Regions from separate parts of the Homo sapiens genome. Here region 1 is linked to region 2. The links are chromatin contacts, found by Hi-C or POLR2A ChIA-PET in ENCODE. All regions are on one chromosome and are shown on one strand. Each heading gives the region's core, a stretch centred on a gene start or an enhancer-like site at or near the end of the contact. The rest is flanking DNA. Distances are from core to core; before and after follow the strand shown. Region 1 has its middle 14 kb from the start of GPRC5C. Region 2 holds the start of CD300LB (CD300 molecule like family member b).

What was found. Hi-C counts contacts between places; a loop is a spot of excess contacts on that map. ChIA-PET counts read pairs that join two places held with the same protein, here RNA polymerase II (POLR2A). Pooled maps may share reads with other maps.
Region 1: a pooled map shows a loop between it and region 2 (5-fold over the local background). The contact joins the enhancer-like site here to the promoter of CD300LB in region 2. A Hi-C loop is called at or near these places in 1 of 37 single-sample maps with no recorded cell type and 3 of 50 pooled maps. POLR2A ChIA-PET finds 5 or more read pairs at or near these places in 2 of 52 experiments (Caco-2 and Panc1).

Annotation. Positions count from the first base shown.
Region 1 is chr17:74,415,763-74,419,902 of GRCh38, reverse strand. It overlaps the pseudogene RNA5SP448. Among named protein-coding and RNA genes, the nearest start is that of GPRC5C, 14 kb to the left of the region's middle. Within about 2 kb of position 2,507, at least 6 of the 41 ENCODE cell types and tissues checked have a DNase peak (open chromatin) inside an H3K27ac peak, as active enhancers do.
Region 2 is chr17:74,529,534-74,533,477 of GRCh38, reverse strand. CD300LB (CD300 molecule like family member b) reads left to right here and starts at 2,003. Exons shown (of 4, transcript NM_174892.4): 1 at 2,003-2,167. The coding sequence starts at 2,128. It overlaps LOC107985074 (a long non-coding RNA gene), which reads right to left. Exons shown (of 3, transcript XR_007065902.1): 2 at 837-931.

The sequences.
Region 1 (4,140 bases), core at 1,258-3,757, 110 kb after region 2:
GTCTAATAAAGTTTGAGAGCCAATGAAATACAAATCCATTTTCTTTTCTTTTCTTTCTTTCTTTCTTTCTTTTTTTTTTTTTTGAGTTGGAGTTTTGCTCTTGTTGCCCAGGCTGGAGTGCAATAGCGTGATCTCGGCTCACCGCAACCTCCGCCCCCTGGGTTCAAGCGATTCTCCTGCCTCAGCCTCCCGAGTAGCTGGGACTACGGGCGTGCGCCACCACGCCCGGCTAATTTTGTATTTTTAGTAGACATGGGGTTTCTCCATGTTGGTCAGGCTGATCTCGAACTCCCGACCTCAGGTGATCCACCCACCTCGGCCTCCCAAAAGTGCTGGGATTACAGGCATGAGCCACCGCACCTGGCCCAAATCCATGTTCAAAACAAGCAAATGCTTCCCAGGAGGGTTAAAGTGGAGTCTGGGGGCTGAGGAGCCGTAGCTGTGATCGGATTGTGTGTGGTAGGATGGCAATACGATTAAACCAACTCCTGGGAAAGGAGGTTTGATGGGGAGAGAAGCAGTGAGAGTCAGAGAGCATGGAATCCTTTTTTTTTTTTTTTTTTTTTTTTGAGACGGAGTCTCGCTCTGTTGCCCAGGCTGGAGTGCAGTGGCGGGATCTCGGCTCACTGCAAGCTCCGCCTCCCGGGTTCACGCCATTCTCCTGCCTCAGCCTCCCCAGTAGCTGGGACTACAGGCGCCCGCCACTACGCCCGGCTAATTTTTTGTATTTTTAGTAGAGACGGGGTTTCACCGTTTTAGCCGGGATGGTCTCGATCTCCTGACCTCGTGATCCGCCCGCCTCGGCCTCCCAAAGTGCTGGGATTACAGGCGTGAGCCACCGCGCCCGGCCTGAGTATGGAATCCTTGGTGGGGAGGCTTGCTGTGAGAAGCCTTGGTTAGCTGCACACAAAGCGAAGCCCTAGGGAGGGAGGGGCAGAGAGCACAGAGAAAATGAGCCAACCCCAAAGGCAAGATCTTATCAAGATATTTTGGGAGCTGACTCTTTGCACGTTGTCTCTTCCGGGACATCAAAGGCAATTATCATGGAATGATTATCTGCTGTTGTCTGGTCTTGCCCCATCACTCCTAACTTCCTCTTTCTAGAAAATGGTAAGGCTCCGGAGAAAAAGTAAATCAGCCGAAAGGATCGGAGCTCCTCGTTATGGGGTATTTTAGGTCCTGATGGCAATTTCAGAGAAACCACACTCAGTAACCTTCCTTGATGTTTTCCGTTAAGGAAAACCTAGCCATGAGGAGTCTTTAGAAAGCTACAAGCACACCTGGAGGTTCTTTGCATCCAATTTTCATAGAGAATATTGCCCATTCAAAGGTGAATTGCACAGGCCACTAGCTTGTCTTGTTTCTGCTCTTTTTTCTTTGCATCACTCTGGCCATTCACTGCTTTTTGTTCTCAGATGTGGGGCAGAAGCCACAGACTTAGAAGAAAGAAGGGAGTAGACCTTCCAGGGGAACTGTGGCTCCCGGGCCTCCGCTTGTCATAAGTCATTTTGGGGTTTTTGGTTTTTGAGATGAAGTCTCGCTCTGTCGCCCAGGCTGGAGTGCAGTGGTGGGATCTCAGTTCACTACAACCTCCGCCTCCCAGGTTCAAGTGATTCTCCTGCCTCAGCCTCCCAAGTAGCTAGAATTCCAGGTGCCCGCCACCACGGGCAGCTAATTTTGATATTTTTAGTAGAGATGGGGTTTCGCCATGCTAGCCAGGCTGGTCTCGAACTCCTGACCTCAGGTGATCCACCCACATCGGCCTCCCAAAGTGCTGGGATTACAGGCATGAGCACCCACGCCTGGCCTGTCCTAGGTCATTTTGGTCGGCTTAAACTAAAGCAGCCTGTGCAGCAGGGATTTATTCCCAGCAGCCCTTTTGCCCTAATGTCATATTGCCTTTCAAAACAGTTGTCCTGCTCTCCTGGCCATTTCCTAACCAGGGCTACAAGCAGCAGCTCGGTGCCTTCCCTGTCCTTGGAGCTGCTCTGGCAATGAAATGTGATCCAGAAAAGCCCCTCTCAGACGCTATGCAGTCTGCTGTCTGCCTGCCCTAGCGCACCTTCCTAACACCCCTCCTGCAGGGACCAAGGGCTCTCTCTTCTCAGGGTCAGGCACAGAGCCACAGTCTGACCCAACTGGCTGCCCTCCCCACCCCAGCACAGGTGCATAGCCAGCTGTTGACAGTGCATGGCTGCGTCTACAGCCATACCACCCTGAACGCACCCGATCTCGTCTCATCTAGGAAGCTAAGCAGGGTTGGGCCTGATTAGTACTTGGATGGGAGACAGTGCACGGCTGCTGAAACAGCCTGCCACACAGGAGGGAATAACAGAAGTTACAGTCACACAGAGCATCGGATTTCACTGGCCATTCTAGTTCCAGGTTTCAGTTGAACCATGAGCACTGTGCAGGGAGCCAGGAGACCCAGGTTCAGGACTCAGCCTGACCAATGAGTCACGGGCTGTGTTGCCCTGGAGTTGTCTTTTCGCCTCTTTTGAGCTTCTTAGTCACCCATGCAAATTATAATGACTCACATTTACTATGCCACAGGGACCATTAGAAGTTAAATATTAACTCCTTTGGTCCTCCCAGCAGTCTTTTTGTTGTTGTTTTTTTGAGATAGAGTCTCACTGTGTTGCCCAGGCTGGAGTGCAGCGGCTCACTCAACCTCTGTCTCCTGGGTTCAAGTGATTCTCTTGCCTTAGCCTCCCAAGTAGCTGGACTACAGGTGTGAGCCACCAGGCCTGGCTAATTTTTGTATTTTTATTAGAGACAGGGTTTCGCCATGTTGGCCAAGCTGATCTCCAACTCCCTGCCTCAAGCGATCCACCCACCTCGGCCTCCCAAAGTGCCGGAATTACAGGGATAAGCTGCCATACCCAGCCTTCCGGCACTTTTATAAGACAGATACAGTTATCCTTTCACAAGAGGAGACTCAGAGAAGGCTGAAGCAACTTACTCAAGGTCAATAGCTAGTAAGTGATGTTGATTTTTCTTTTGTAGAAATGGGATTTCACTGTATTGCCCAGCCTGCTCTTGAACTCCTGGCTTCCAGTGATCCTCCTGCCTCAGCAACCCAAAGTGCTGGGATTACTGGTGTCTGCCATGCCCAGCCAATATTTGAGACAGGGTTTTGCTCTGTCACCCAGGCTGGAGCTCAGTGGTGCAAACATGGCTCACTGCAGCCTCGACCTCCTGGGCTCAGGAGATCCTCCTGAGTAGCTGGAACCACAGGCACGCCATGCCTGGCTAAATTTTTTATTTTTAATTTTTTTTATAGAGATAGGTTCTTGCCATGTTGCCCAGGCTGGTCTTGAACTCCTGGCCTTCAGCGATCCTCCTGCCTCTCAGTCTCCCAAAGTGCTGAGATTACAGACATGAGCCACTGTATCCAGCCAATAGTTGACTTTGTTTTTTTTTTGAGACAGAGTTTTGCTCTTGTTGCCCAAGCTGTAGTGCAATGGGGCGATCTCAGCTCACTGCAACCTCCTCCTCCCGGGTTCAAGCAGTTCTCCTGCCTCAGCCTCCCGAGGAGCTGGGACTACAGGCGCGTGCCACCACACCTGGCTAATTTTTTGTATTTTTAGTAGAGATGGGGTTTCACCATGTTAGCCAGGCTGGTCTCAGGTCAACTCCTGACCTCAGGTGATCCACCTGCCTTGGCCTCTGATTACAGGCGTGAGCCACCGCGCCTGGCCAATAGTTGACTTTTAACCACTATGCATGCTGTCTCTGATGGGATAGGATAAAGGTATTAGCTATCTACCACAAAGTGTAGTGGTGTAAAGCAATAAACATGTAGGATAACATGCAATTTCTGTGGATCAAGAATGAGGGAGTGGCTTAAGTGAGGGTTCTGGATGAAGGTGTCATGAAGTTGTAGTCAAGATGTCAACTTGCTAGGTGCGGTGGCTCACACCTGTCAGCAGCTCAGGAGCTCAAGACTAGCCTGGGCAACATGGTGAGACCCTGCCTCTGCTAAAAATAGGAAAATTAGCCAGGCATGATGTGCCTGTGGTTCCAGCTACTTGGGAGAGTCACCTGAACCTAGGAGGTCAAGGCTGCAGTGAGCCATGTTTGTACCACCGCACTCCAGCCTGGGCGACAGAGCAAGACTCCGCCTCAAAAAAATAAATA
Region 2 (3,944 bases), core at 754-3,253:
CCTGGCTAATTTTTTTTTGTATTTTTAGTAGAGACGGGGTTTCACTGTGTTAGCCAGGATGGTCTCGATCTCCCGACCTCATGATCTGCCCGCCTCGGCCTCCCAAAGTGCTGGGATTACAGGCATGAGCCACCGCGCCTGGCCGAGCCTGATTTCTAATCATGCAAAAAGAAGCTGCGGTTTGCCATGAAAAAATATGCTTTATGTAGAGGATTTCTATTTCTACTAGGTGGCACTGTTGGCTTAGAAATACTATGTGCTCACTAGAGACGTGGTAGTGAGTAACCTCACGGTGGGAGAAAGGGGAGAACTCTGTTCCTAGAAGATTGCAAGGGCATCTTCCTGATTTTGCCTAACAGGATTACTTTCCTAGGCTGTAAAACTCGCTACACATTTCACACAAAGAAAGTGTAAGAGACCGCAGATAGAGAAGGAAGGAGAGTTTTGTGACAAGATAGTTGAGGATTCTTTGCCAACACCCAGAATGGGCCGCCAGAGGCTGGGTCCAGTCCAGGGGCCTTTGAATCATGCCAGGGTGTGCTCTGGCCAGAAATTGTTAGTTGCCTTAGAACTTTTCCCAGCCTTGCACAATGGCGAGGTCTTCCCGTGAAAAGAAGCTGATTTAAAACATGGCCAACATTCCCAATGACCCAGGGGTGTTGGGGGGTTCTCCGTGTTCTCAGCAGCAAGCCTCACATTCGAGTCTTCAGTATGGCAGCCAACACTAAGTGTATGTACCCGGCTGACGGATGCCCATTGACTTATTTTATTTTAAAATAGAGGCTAAGAGTGCCTCGGAATGATAGAAGAGATTTTAAGCTCACTCCCATACTTACCACTCCGATGAGTGTCGTACCTTGGATTCCCGGCCAATGCAACAAAATGGTATGGCTCTGATGACTGGAGGAACACTAGGGTCCTTGGTCTCCCACTGGTTTGAATAAAACAACATGGGCACACGTGGAGTGGTTTTAAGGAGTGGAGAATTTAATAGACAAGAAAGAAGGAAGGAAGAGGCTCCCCCTGTTCTGAGACTGAGGGAGGCGGGCTCCAAGCTGAAAGAGGGAACCTCGAGTACGGTGGAAAACAGCCAGTTATATGAGGAGGCTGGAGGAGGCGGTACCTGATTTGCATAGGGCCCAGGGGATTGGTTTGACCAGGTATGTCATTCAAGTAGCCCACGAAAAAACTAGCCTTCCTACCCTAGCCTTTTAATATGCAAATACAGGCGCCATGATGTTCTACACACATGGGTGTATGTAGGGGCGGCCATGTTGCCAGGAACGTGGGGAAAAGAAGAAGAGGCGGGAGTCTCCATGTTTGGGTGGACGCAGTTTCTAATGGCCTGTATTTGCATATCAAAGCTTGCCTGCCCAGCTCTAAGAGCCAGGGCTTTTCTTCTAGACAAGAAACATTTATGGAGCTGCTTTAAAAGAAAAAAAAATCTTCCCAAGCACCCCTTTTCCTATCTACCTAAAATAATTTCTTAATAACTCCTATAACAACAACAAACATTATGAGCCCAGTTAATAGATACAATAACTGAGGCACAGAGATGTTGATTGCATTGTCCACAGTCACGCAGCTTGTAGGTGGTGCTCGTGGGGTTAGAGCCAGGTCTGTCTGACCCAACAGTCTGCATGTTTATGCACTTGGCTATAACACCTGAACAAATGCATGTTCAGGTGTGCCCAGCATGACCCATCCGACATCTGAGTTGGGTGTTCACTGTGGTATAGAACAGCTCTGAAATTGACTCCCAGAGTGTTATACCCCTTGGACCCAAGGCCTGCTAGGCCAGACGCCCCCCACCCCACCCCTTCTGCAGACGTATCTCCCCCTACCCTAAAGACCCTGCACAGTCCCCTCCCTCCTCTTTTTTACATAGTGACGATGCTTAAGCCCTGTGGCGCAGCCCTGCCAAAAAATGACACCTCTTTCGTTTAATAATTAAAAGCAGGAACTACCCACTCTATAAAAGGAAGTGAATGAGTAAGAAAGTCAAAGGCGGTCTAGATGTGCAGAAGGTGCAAGCCAGAGCTCAGGCAGAACTTCCAGAGTGCATCTGGGATCTGCATTTGCCACTGGTTGCAGATCAGGCGGACGAGGAGCCGGGAAGGCAGAGCCATGTGGCTGCCCCCTGCTCTGCTCCTTCTCAGCCTCTCAGGTGAGTGGGGCTGGGGCCTTGGGCGCTTGGTATGACAGGGGCAGGGCAGGAGGCAGAGGGCATTTGTCCTTCCACATCCAGGGAAATGAGAGGTGGCTTTGTGAAGTCATTCGACAAAGGTGCACTGGGGACTGACATCGTGTGCTTCGGGGCCTGAGGACATCAAGAAAAAAGAGGAGGAGAACTGGCCATTAAAGAAGACTCCAGGCTTGAGGCCATGGCTCACACCTATAATCCTAACACTTTGGGAGGCCAAGGTGGGAGGATTGCTTGAGTCCAGGCGTTTAAGACCAGTTTGGGCAACATGGTGAGACCTCGTCTCTATATAAAATGAACAAAAATTAGCTGGGCGTGGTGACCGTGCCTGTAGTCCCAGCTACTTGGGAGGCTGAAGCTGGAGGATCCTTTGAGCTCAGGTATTCAATTCTGCAGAGTTATGATCGCACCACAGCACTCCAGCCTGGGTGATACAGTGGGACCTTGTCTCAAAAAAAAAATAAAGTAAAAAGACTCCAGATGGCTTAGTGGGTGAGACATACACATAAACAATGAGCAATTGCAGGACACAATAAGGCATTGGTGGAGGCGTGTGCGGAGGATGAAGCAGTTCTCTCTGGTGACTAGAGAAAGACTCACGAAGCTGTGCACTTGATGTGCCTTGTAGAAGGAAGGTCAGTCTCTGGAGCAGAGCTGAGAGGAGAACACTCTAGAGAGTTGGGTGTGTGTGTGTGTGTGTGTGTGTGTGTGTGTGTGTGTGTGTTGGGGGACCTGGGCAGAGAGATGGAGGCTTAGAAAGAATGGTGGATTCATGCAGAGGGAGCTGTCAGTGTGCAGGATGTCTTGGAGGTGGCGAGTTGGATATGAGGTTGGAAACACAAAAGACAAGATTATGAAGGCCATCCACGCCAGGCTCAGGAGCTGAGACTTTCAAAGAAAAAACTTCTCAAGAACCCAGGTGGAAAGTGGGAAGGGCTAGATGATCTTCTCCATGGCAAACCTTGGTGGACACCTAGAGGGCATTAGGGGACAATCTAGAATTTTACGCAGGGTGTGCAATGTGTGTGGGCCACACAGTTTTCTGCTGGTGCCTAGGGACTGACCATCTGGCACAGATAGAGCAGTCCACGGAGGGACAACAGGAAAGAGCATGGCTGGGGAGTTCTGAGACCCGACTCCAGTCCTGGCTGGACTTCCACCCTTCAGCCCGTTCAACGGGGCTCTGCTCCAAGCTGACGGCTGCCCTGTCATTTCCATCTCTATCGTTCCTCATACCAACTCTTGACAACATATAGAAGCCTGATTAATAGTTCCAGCCATCATATTCTGTGGTTAGAGAAACCCCCAAATATTTTTTTAAACGGGACTAATTACATCGTGAGCCATTTACAGTTTGAATGACTGAAGCTGGGATTGATGACACTTTGTTCAATGCAGCAGCATCTCTTTTCTGCTGTTAGTGATTGCTGACAAATCCAATTTATGTTTTTGGGTATTTTGTTTTTGTTTTTGTTTTTTGTTTTTGAGACGGAGTTTCACTCTGTCACCCAGGTTGGAGTGCAGTGGTGCAACCTTGGCTCACTGCAACCTCCGCCTCCCAGGTTCGAGTGATTCTTCTGCCTCAGTCTCCCAAGAAGCTGGGATTAAGGTGCCTGCCACCATGCCTGGCTAATTTTTGTAATTTTAGTAGAGACAGGATTTCACCATGTTGGTGAGGTTGGTCTTGAACTCCTGACCTCAGGTGATCCACCCACCTTGGCCTCCCAAAGTGCGGGAATAC